2 separate regions of the Homo sapiens genome follow, and region 1 is linked to region 2. Evidence: chromatin contacts called from ENCODE Hi-C or POLR2A ChIA-PET data. All regions are on one chromosome and are shown on one strand. Each heading gives the region's core, a stretch centred on a gene start or an enhancer-like site at or near the end of the contact. The rest is flanking DNA. Distances are from core to core; before and after follow the strand shown.

The links. Hi-C counts contacts between places; a loop is a spot of excess contacts on that map. ChIA-PET counts read pairs that join two places held with the same protein, here RNA polymerase II (POLR2A). Pooled maps may share reads with other maps.
Region 1: a pooled map shows a loop between it and region 2 (5-fold over the local background). The contact joins the promoter of CA5B here to the promoter of PIR in region 2. A Hi-C loop is called at or near these places in 1 of 37 single-sample maps with no recorded cell type and 7 of 50 pooled maps. POLR2A ChIA-PET finds 5 or more read pairs at or near these places in 1 of 52 experiments (PC-9).

The regions. Positions count from the first base shown.
Region 1 is chrX:15,736,366-15,742,246 of GRCh38, reverse strand. CA5B (carbonic anhydrase 5B) reads right to left here and starts at 3,977. Exons shown (of 8, transcript NM_007220.4): 1 at 3,895-3,977. All of the region lies in intron 4 of CA5BP1-CA5B (CA5BP1-CA5B readthrough), which reads right to left. RefSeq lists a silencer at 4,013-4,312.
Region 2 is chrX:15,491,518-15,497,059 of GRCh38, reverse strand. It overlaps PIR (pirin), which reads left to right and starts at 3,727. Exons shown (of 10, transcript NM_001018109.3): 1 at 3,727-3,870. RefSeq lists enhancers at 3,311-3,814, 3,815-4,317.

The sequences.
Region 1 (5,881 bases), core at 2,728-5,227, 240 kb before region 2:
TTGAACTAATCCAGAGATGTCACAGTGGAGGTGGTAAGAAGTGGTTGAATTTTGATATATCTTGAATATACAGCCCATAAGATGTGAAAGAAAGGAGTTAAGGATTACTGGAAGATTCTTGGTCTACACAACTGGAAAGATAAAGTTACCACAAACTGAGATAGGGGAGACAGTGGGAGAAACAGGTTTTGGGTGGGAAATAAGTAGCTCAGGTTTAAGCATGTGGAGTTTGAAGTGAAACTCCAATAATCTGAGTAAGAGAATATGAAGCACTGAACTGGGCAGTGACAGTATAGTTGGACAGGGTACTTGGTATTCAAAGATAGCCATTGTGATTTTTAAAATGTAGGGTCTGTCACTCAGTTAAAGGAGAATAAAAGGAAGAAGTGGAGGAAGATCTCATTTAATGGCTGGAGTGATGCTAGCAGTAAGACGAGGATGAATCCCTGTACAGAAAAATAGAATTTGTTAGGCCGGGCACAGTGGCTCACATCTGTAATCCCAGCACTTTGGGAGGCCGAGGCGGGTGGATCAAGAGGTCAGGAGTTCCAGACCAGCCTGGCCAAGATGGTGAAACCTCGTCTAGAGATTTTTGTCTAAAAATACAAAAATGAGCCAGGCGTGGTGGCGGGCGCCTGTACTCGGGAGGCTGAGGCAGAGAATTGCTTGAACCCAGGAGGCAGAGGTTGCAGTGAGCTGAGATCGTGCCACTGCACTCCAGCCTGGGCGACACAGCAAGACACTGTCTCAAAAAAAAACAAACAAACAAAATCCCCCACAAACCTGTCATGAGAAACAGGGAAGGGAAAGATGATGGCAGGTCATACCTCTAATCAAATGGGATTTTTTTTTTTTTTTTTTTTTGAGACAGGGTCTCCGGGTCAGGTGCAGAGGCTCACGCCTGTAATCCCAGCACTTTAGGAGGCCGAGGAGGGTGGATCACTTGATGGCAGGAGTCCCAGACCAGCCTGGCCAACATAGCAAAACCCCATCTCCACTAAAAGTACAAAAATTAGCCGTGCATGGTGGTGCAAGCCTATAAGCCCAGCTACTCGGGAGGCTGAGGCAGGAGAATCACTTGAACCCAGGAGGCGGAGGTTGCAGTGAGCCGAGATTGTGCCGCTGCACTCCAGCCTAGGTGACAGGGCGAGACTCCGTCTCAAAAAAAAAAGAAAAAGAAAAACAGAACGAGATGGGGTCTCTGTCACCCACGCTGGAGTGCAGTGGCACGATCTTGGCTCACTGTACCCTCCGCCTCCCACGCTCAAGTGATTATCCCACCTCAGCCTCCCAAGTAGCTGGGACCACAGGCGTACCACCACGTCCAGCTAATTTTTGTATTTTTGGTAGAGACGGGGTTTCGCCATGTTGTCCAGGCTGGTCTCGAACTCCTGGCCTCAAACGATCCACCCGCCTCAGCCTCCCAAAGTGCTGGGATTACAGGCGTACAGGCGTGAGCCATGGCGCCCAGCCCTCTAATCATATTGGATTTAAGGTGTCAATGGGATAGCTGAGAGGAAAGGTCTAGGAGAGAGTTGGCAACACAGCTCTGGTGCTCAGGAGCAGTCAGGAAGCTACAGATAGAAAGAGAATCCCCTCCTCCCAGCAGTTACAGGTATATCAAGGGAGACTCACAAAAAGGAGCCATGAAGGATGCTGAGACTGAGAACGGTCAAAGGCAATCAAGGAAGGCGCAGAGCTTGGAAGATCCAGGTGAGGAGGTTCCAGGAAAATCCAAGTAAACAGAAATTCAATTTAGCTAATGCTTGATTGCAATACCTATAACAATACATGAGGTTATTTTTGTTCAGGCCTAAGGTCTATCCTCTCTGTTAAATTAGAAGTTATAGTTTTTTAAGAGTTGGTTATTTAAACTTACTCACTGCATTCATAAAACCCAAGTTTGTGAAACCAAAAATAATGTTTAACCAGCAAACACAGCACATATCAACTAATACCATACATTACTGTATTTCAGGGAGAATCTGTCCGTACATAAGTTTGTCCATAAAGATGGGTCCCTGGGCTCGATGGACTACAGGGGAGCTTTCTGTGTTATATACTCTTTGCCATCACTGATGATTTATGTATATCCTTGGATTTTGCTAACCTGCCCCTTAGCTGTTTTCCAGACTTAGAAATGCGTGGAAACAAAGATTTTGAAAGCCCTCAATGAGTCATTCATAAATCTTGTATTTATTAAATGACAAGCAGCTTGAACTCTGCCTGATTAAGCCATTCATATGTAGGCAAAACAGACAGAAAAAAAAGAATGTACTCTGACTAAAGGTTACAATTACATTGGAAAAAAATTCCTTCATTTTCAACAGATGGACCCTTCCTTTGATCACCACCTGATTTCAAAAGGCAACAAGCCTTTTTGCAATTCCCTGAAATCTAAATTAGAGATTATGCTGCGATATCTTGACTGAGAAAGCTCAGCTTCCCCCTCTCACCCACTTCTTCCCTGGGAGCATGATCCCAATGTGTGGTAGCCAAAGGTTTCAGAATATGTTTCTAATAACTGCTCTTTGTGCTGCAATTAATTGCCCAGTGCCACCAATCAGATGAAATGCATTTTCCCCTTTCCGTCAAATTTCCCAAATATTCATATTCATTCATTCACTCACAATTCACTCAACCTTTACTGCGTTCCAATTGTGAGTGGTTGCAGCTTTTTGCCTGGCTCCAGGGAGAAGAGGGCAGGTGTGTACAGGCACAGAGAACGGTGCCCTTGCTGCTTTTGGCATTTCAGTGAATTCCAACCCTGATGCTGAGGTTAAAAAAAAAAAAAAACCTCAGTAAAAAATATTCCTAGAAAGCTTTACGGTTTTCCACTTCCAACATACCCAAGAAGAGTGGCCACTCCTGAGAGATGTGCAGGGACAATTCAAGGGTATGCTCTGGGGCAGCTTCTCTCACCACAGAAATAGCACTACTTGTCTCCATACTCTAGCAAGACTTTTAAACAGCAGAGTGATGGCCAGATTATCAGTAAAGGAAGAATGGGAAGCAGAAAGCAACGCGGTTTTCAGTGGCTAGGAGAGAACAAGTTCTTTTCAAACTAAGTTGTACACATCAACTCCCCTTATCTCTCAAACTTTCCCAGCGAAAATACACAGGAGGGAAGGGCACTGACATCAATATTAACCAATTGCCACAAGCCTCGGGGCAGAAGCATTTAACATTGAATGCCACAAGAATCACGAAAACCAACAAGGTTTGTATTTGGAGGTTCCTCTCCTTCAGCTTTAGGGCTGAGCACAAAACAAAAAGGCCAGAAGAAAGAACTGCAGGGTGAAGAAAGCTCAGATTTGCCCGCATGGCACAGTTGTGATGCTGATACCCTGTCTTGGGGGTGAGTGGCTGTGAGTCTCTCCACAGCCCCTAGCATAGTGGGTGGTGCGGATACAATGCAGATCTGAGGGAGTTCCAGTTTACTGAGCCTCGGTTTCTGGAACCGCAACCTCAGATTTGTCGCCCTTACCCCCGTCTCTAGCTATTTCACAGAAGGCTGGACTTTCTGGAGTTATTTGGATTCAACCAACCTTGGCAACCCTACCTACCAAGGAACTGCTCTCCCGCGCCCCCACCCCCTTTTCTCTGGAACAGCTGTTATCGCGTCCTGTGCAAAGAACCTTAAAGGATGACAGCCGTTTGGTAACTCCCATAGTGGAGGAAGAGGGCTGGGGTGGGGGAGTTCGACACCCCATTAGGCCCCACTCAGTACTCCCGGGCGCCCTGCCGGGACCCAGACAATACTCGCAGGATCAACAGCTCTCCTAGCTCCGGAACCCGGTGCGCCAGAGCGGAGAGTCGTGGGAAGAATCACGGCCCTGTCTGGATCGGCCTGTCCCTGGTCGCCCCCCACTCCTCTCGGCCACCCGTCCTTACCTGAGCGTCTCTCCAGATCACGAACCTAGCCGCTCGCTCGCCTACGGGGATCCGCAGCCTGCACGTCCGGCCATCGAAGCTACGCCCCCTCGTGCCCTGTTACGCCCCACATACCAGGGCCACGCCCCTCAATGGAGGCCACGCCCCCACCTGGCAGATCCACGCCCCACTACGTCCGTACTTATTGCCCCGGTCACGCCCAACCAAACTGTGCCAGTCTCTGCCCTCCACCCTGGCCACACCCCTTTAGCTACAGCCACGCCCCTCTCGCCCGGGCCACGCCCCCATTCACCCCTGCTCCCTCCTAGCCCCGCCTCTGCGCTCCCCCTGGGCTCTTCCCTCTAGCCTGGGCCACGCCTCTGAGCCCTGCTCTGGCCCCGCCCCCGCCGGACCAATCCTCCCTCCTCCTGCTCGCCGCTGGCCGCATTAGTGGATTGAAACTAGACCTGGGGCTTCAGAGCCTTATCTAAAAAGTGACTTTCCCTCGGTTCCTCCCATCTCCAAACACCACGACTTTATGTGCTGGGAACAGGTGACTCAGTAGGGAAACAAACACTGAACGTGTCCTTTCCCGCTAGTTTTCATGTCCAATTTACCCGAGTTTCTTTGAGCCAGTTTTTATGTCCTCTGAACTCGAACTGTGGACCCGTGTTCCTTCCAGCCCAATTTTCATATCCTCTAAAGCAGAACTGTGGATGTGTTCCTTCTAGCCTCTTAGCCGACCTTAAATACTAGGCAGATGAGTGGAAAAAACAGAATTCCTCTACTTCCTGATGTCTCCTTCAGATGGGCTTTCCTAAGCACCCAGTGCCCCGTTGCTGCTGAGGGCGTGTGAAGACATCACCCCCACTTTGTGCTTTGAGATTACTCTGCTATCCTTCTTCCCTCAATTTACAACTCTGGGTCCACGTGAAAAATATGAAGAAGCTATAACCAGCTTTCTTCCCCTGTGTACATAAATCTCTGACTCATTCATGCAAATTTCATTTATTGAGTACATGCTCCCCTGACAAACAAGACAAGCCTCAAGAAGCTTACAGTCTGAAGTTGCCCCAACTTGGGTTTGGATGAGAAAATTGGGGAAGATGTGGCAAAAGGTTAATAGGTGGAAAAGGAGTTGGTAATCTCAGGTCATTAGTAGGAATATTTGGGGGTAGTAAACATAGGAAGCCACTTTTATAGTATTTAGTACATTTCTTTACACAATAAATTATCAAAAAATCTTCACTGAATATCTACTCTTCCACATGTATAGAAATATATAATTTCCCCCCTTTGTAGAAGTAAAATTTGCTACTTATATTGCTTCATATGCCAACAATAAAGATTTTACTATCACACAGTTCTTTTTTCTTCTCCTCCCTTGCATTTCTGGCTTGAAGACAGTGAGAATATTCAAAATGTTGGGCTAGAAGGAACACAGAGAAAAGAACAACTTTCAACAGAACACTTTCATTATGCTCGCCCTGACCCTGAGAACTCTGCCTCATTTATAAAATGTTTCAACTGTCAGTCATTTTTTGCCTGAAAAATGAATTCACAGAAATTGGTCCAAATACAGTCTATATAAATTACTGAGTTTATTTTTATACAAGTAGTTCTACTTCACCTTCTTCCACAAATGATTTGAGGCAGCGTCCTAAAATATAGACATTAGTAGATTTAAAAATAGGGGAAGGAACCAGTGAAAGGAGAGCTTAATGGAAGGAGAATGATGTGGCCAATGATAAGATTAACATTTAAGTTTGCACTCCATCAGATCCAGAACAGTTGTCAGAAGTAGGCCAGAAATTTGACCCTAACTAAGCTGTTGAATAGCCATAGAAAAGAGGAAATAGCAATCATTTTTAGGTTTTTACTGTTCATAAGATAAAAACTGGCTTTTTTTCTTTTCCCTTTTTTTTTTTTTTTTTTTTGAGACAGAGTTTTGCACTTGTTGCCCAGGCTGGAGTGCAATGGCGCGATCTCAGCTCACTGCAACCTTCGG
Region 2 (5,542 bases), core at 2,478-4,977:
TGTGAATAAAATTTATTGGAACACAGCCACTATTCCTGCCCCACGGCCTTTGCATTGATGGTATCCTCTACTTGGCAAACTGTCAAGTGTTGTCTATGTCTGCTTTCAGTCTACAACGGCAGAGTTGAATAGTTGAGACAGAGACTGTATGCTCACAAAGTCTCAAATACTTACTATCTGGCCTTCACAGAAATAAATCACCAACTCATACTCTGGAAGCATCCTGCCAGCTTTGGAAGTGATCTTGCAGCTTGGAATTTAGTTTAACAGCTCCATTCAACAGAGAGTCACTTCATTTACTGTGTACAAGGTGCTAGAGTTGGAAGCAAAGAAAGTAGACAAAGGGGTATAACATTTTGGAATCCTTCTAGTTCTGATTCCCACTGTGACTCAAATTATTTTTTTCCTAAGATTGTATCATGAAACATTTCAAAATATAGAAAAGTTAAAAAAAGTTAAAGCACCAATACACCACCATCTGGATTCTACAATTGACATTTTGCTGTATTTGCTTTGTCATATATCAATCCGTTTATCCATCTCTCTATTCATCCATTAATTCACTTTGTTGTCATTCCTATTATTATTGCTGCTATTGTTATTTTTTGGTGCATTCAAAGTAAGTTGCGGACATCAGTACACTTAATCCATAAACACTAGTTAATGTACATAACATTAACTAGAGGTTGTTAGTTATTCAAATTATTTTTTAATTTTTACTCCAATACTGTGATCTAGAAAGCGGCCTCCATTCAGCCAGAAGACAAAACTTTACAAAAGCTGAAAACTGAGAAAGGTTATCAGGGTAATTGAGGTAAGTATCAGGGGAATCATTCATCTAAATTTCTCCAGTTTCCTGGTTCAGAGATGAATTGGCCTTTCAGGCCTGAGAGTATTTTGCTTGTGATGGATTCTAGAAAGTTCTGTGGCTCAAAGGAAAGGGTCATAAGCTATTTTTTTTTCGGAGAACTGCCAAAAACCCAAGGGAAAGATAGAGAAAAACACAATTATGAGTTTCATGCAACAGCTGATCACATGTAGCTTCTTGGTCAGAGCACTGGTCGATGGAACAGACCGTGTCTGTGCAGAATGCTCTCATGAGGGTGGATATGGGAGTCACATGTGCTCATCTTTTCTGGATATCTTTGGATGTCTTTAACCACCCAGTGTATTTATGGCCTTCGTAAACTAGCATTTATAAAATAATCAGTCCTTGACTTGGAGCCAATTGATTTCCTGGGTTCAGTGAGTCTGAGTCTTTATAATATGGAATATTTCAGAGACATTTGTCATCTAATGAATAGCAGCTACACTGCCCTGAAGGGCAAATTAACAAAATCTACAAGAAAGAATTTTTGAGTTGATGGCTTGAAGAAGAAAGAAACAAAAATAAGGAAGTGTTTCAGATGTCCATGTACTTTTTTTTTTTTTTTTTTAATTTTTGAGACTGAGTTTCACTCTTGTTGCCCAGGCTGGAGTGCAATGGCACGACCTCGGCTCACGGCAACCTCCGTCTCCTGGGTTCAAGCAATTCTCCTGCCTCAGTCTCCCGAGTAGCTGGGATTAGAGGCATGCGCCCCCACGCCTGGCTAATTTTGTACTTTTAGTAGAGACAGGGTTTCTCCATTTTGGTCAGGCTGGTCTCGAACTCCCGACCTCAGGTGATCTGCCTGCCTCGGCCTCCCAAAGTGCTGGGATTACAGGCGTGAGCCACCGCGCCTGGCCCCATGTACTTCTATAATATGTATCTTTGAAAAGAAATTCAATAAGTTTTACAGAGGAGGAAAATGGAATTCGTGAATAAAAAAGAAAAGAGTCAAGGTACCTAAATAATGTGGTTGTCTTTAAAGATTATAATGGTGTTATTTGGAATCATTTAGGGAAGGCTTTGTTCATTGTCATATCAGCATGAGTTTTCTTTATGCTTCCCAAGATTCCAAAGGTGATCAACAGTCCATCTACACACTCATATATTTAGCCACCTACTCCACATCTTGATCTGGATGTCAATGACAGTGTGAAAAGTGCTCAAAGCTTAATATACAGGGTCACATTTCTCATCTCAAAACAGGACCCTGTTACAGTGAAACATTATACGCCCTTTGTTCATTTGTAAGAATTCTTCCCTCTCTCACCTTTGTTTCTCCTCATTTTAAGTCTTCTACCTTTTCAGACTTGTTCTTTTTTCTTTTCTTTTCTTTTTTCTGCAGGGGCCTGTAAATGGAATTCCTGCATTGCTCTAACCATGTACAACCTTGGACTTAGCTTTTACCTGTAACTGGCTTCTGAGAGACAAAGAGGAGAAACGTTCACTCCTAGTACACCTATTACAGCTGCAGAGGTAGAGGAGACAGTTGCAGAACTAGTTACAATGACGATAAGAAACAATACTTTGTTATTCCATAGCACCTTTAATGTTCATGTGTATTATCTCAGCTAGCCTTGAACTGCCTAAGTAAGGTGATGAGGACGGGTTTAAGCCCCACTGATATTTTAAAAGCCCAGAGAAAAGTGTTCGTTCCTCTACTAACCTGTTCTTTTAGAGCAGGGATCTGCATACTAGGCCTGCAGCCAAAATGAGTAGGTAGCCCACTACCTATTTTTGTATAGCCAGAGGGCTAAGAATGGTTTTTACATTTTAAGTGGTTTTACATTTAAGATCAAAAGAAGGATAATATTTCATGACAAGTAAAAATTATATGAACTCAAAATTGTATGAATTTTATGAATTTATATTTCAGTATTCATAATTAAAGTTTTATTGAACTACAGCCACATTCATTTATTTACATGTTATCTATGGCTGCTTTCTTGCTACAAAGGCAAACTGGAGAATGTACATGGCCTGCAAAGTCAAAGTATTTACTATCTGGTCCTTCACAGACAAAGTTTTCCAACCTTATTTTAGAGACACCACTGTCTTTCCTTTCTCAAAACCAGGCAATGAGCCTTCTGGTGTTTAGAGAATAGAAACTGCAGCTATGCCTGTACCACTAGTTAATAATCCTAGTAATCAACTAGATCCCCTCACTGGCTTGTGCCAGCTCCTCATTCTTCTGGAAAAACTCTCCAACGCCTGCCCACTGTGTTCCAACACCATACAAACTCTTAACCAATTATCTCCCCACTAGAGTGTGCCTTCTCTTCAGGCAGGAATAAAGACGTATGGCTGCCCGTCCCCACTCCCGCACTCCTTTTCTCGCAATTCTAACTGACAAACAGCAGGCAACTTATCTATGGAACAAACGATTCTGTAGTGCTTAGAATGTGACAGGCTCATTTAATTCTCATTTCAGCCCGATAAGGCTGGCACTATTATCATCACCATCCTCATTTTATAGAGGAGGAACCAGAGGCACAGAGAGACTGAGCCACCTGTCCCAGGTCATGTCAAGTGGTGCCTCCCAGCGGTGGAGGCAGCACTGGAATCCGTGCCGCCAAGCTCCGCCGGCTGGGTGACAGGGAGACTACAGTTAAAAACAGATTTCCCACAAGACCGACCGGAGCGCCGATCAGAGCACCTGCCCGGGCCACACATTTCCTCCTGGAGCACAGCAAGTGCCGCCTAAATTACCCGAGTGAGCATCTCTTCCCGGCACGAGAGGCAGGGAGGCCAAAGGGCCGCCAAGCTGGCCTGGGAGAGGCGTAGGGCGGAGCGAGAGTGGAGTGACATTCCCGAGGGCGGAGCCCCAGGGCCTCCGAGACCCGTAGACTCCCGCCTCCCGCCTCCTCTAGGCCGCCGGCCGCGAAGCGCTGAGTCACGGTGAGGCTACTGGACCCACACTCTCTTAACCTGCCCTCCCTGCACTCGCTCCCGGCGGCTCTTCGCGTCACCCCCGCCGCTAAGGCTCCAGGTGCCGCTACCGCAGCGTGAGTACCTGGGGCTCCTGCAGGGGTCCACTAGGTGAGGGAATGCTGGCGGTCAGTTTGCAAAATCCTGCCTTCCCCAGCTCACTTTAGACTCCTAGGGGAGATAACAAGAGATACTTAAATTGTACTACGAAATTTGGTGAAAATGGTAGACGGCTTTTCTTTCTGCAAAGCACTGAGATCTAAGTACCTCATCAGTTGTTCACATGCATACAATTTAATCGTAGGAGTCTGGAAGGACCCAGACATAATCTAGATGGGGATAAAGATACTTTCTGGTTGCTTCGATGTAGGTGATGACCGGCCTGTACTGCTTTGAGTATTAAGCTCGTTTCTGCGCCTTGCAACCTATCACCCAATAAATATTTATCGATTACTATTCAGGGAGGATACATTTTAGGGTAGGCCTTGACTAAGTGGAGGGTATTGTGGAGTAGAGCCCTTCTGAATAACAGCAGCTAACATTCTCATAGCACTAACTGCACCCCTTTGAGGTAGGCGGTCTTATCATTCCATTTTACAGATAAAACTGAGCCACAGAAAACCTCAGGTCACACAGCTGATATGTGGTGAAGCTGAGATGCAAACCTAGGCTGTCTGGTTCCAGAGTCTGCTTTTTGCCAAAGCACCTCTCTTCGTTTCAGTAGGAATCTTTGAAGGAATTGGGTATATTTCACTTGAAGAAAAGATTTAAGGGATTGGGGGTACTGTCTGCAAACACTTGAAGTGGAATAGGGATAGATTATATTCCTTCTGGGATAGTCCATTAGAACCTAGACCTCCCAAAGAGGAAAAGACTTTCGAATAACAAACTCTGGCTATAGGTAAGTCCTGAAATATGAGATACATTGCCAAGAACAGCTGGTCCATGACTTGCCTATGCTCTAGGAGACTTCATGAGTAAGCTGAAAGATTTCTTGCCCAAAATGTTGGCCCTGAACTTCAGGAATAGATGGGTCTTTGAATTCAATGACCCTCGAAGATCTCTTTTAATGCCAAGATCTTCAGCATGTTCTGGTAAGAGTTAGGGACCTCTTTGTTTTTCTCCATTTTCTCTAAGGCGCCACACAAACCTGCCCCCATCTGTCAGCCTCATTGGTAGCAACTACCTCATGGGTGCTACCAGTGAGGCTGACAGATGAGTGGCACTGGGGAAGGGGTGGGAGATCGAGAGAATTCAGTGAAGTAAGAAAGACAAAGTGTTCATTGGAGATTTTTAGTAAGGGGCCAACAGAGCTGCTAAAGTCATGCTTCACTTAACGATGGGGATATGTTCGGAGAAATGCATTGTTAGGTGATTTTGTCGTTGTGCAAGCATCTTAGAGTACACTTAGACAAACCTAGCTGGTATAACCTAGGTGTGTAGTAGGATATATGGTATAGCCTATTGTTCCTAGGCTACAAACCCATACAGCATGTTCCTGTACTGAATACTGAGGCAACTGCAACACCGTGGTGAGTATTTGTGTATCTAAACATACCTAAACATAGAAAAGATACAGTAAAAATATGGCATTATAGTCTTATGGGACTACTGTCATACATACAGTCCATATATTGTTGACTGTGTAATGTTGACCTGAATGTCATTATGTGGCAGGCACATGACTGTATCGCTAACCTTCGCACAAGATTACTGTAGGATTACATGAGATAGTTGTAAATAATTGGT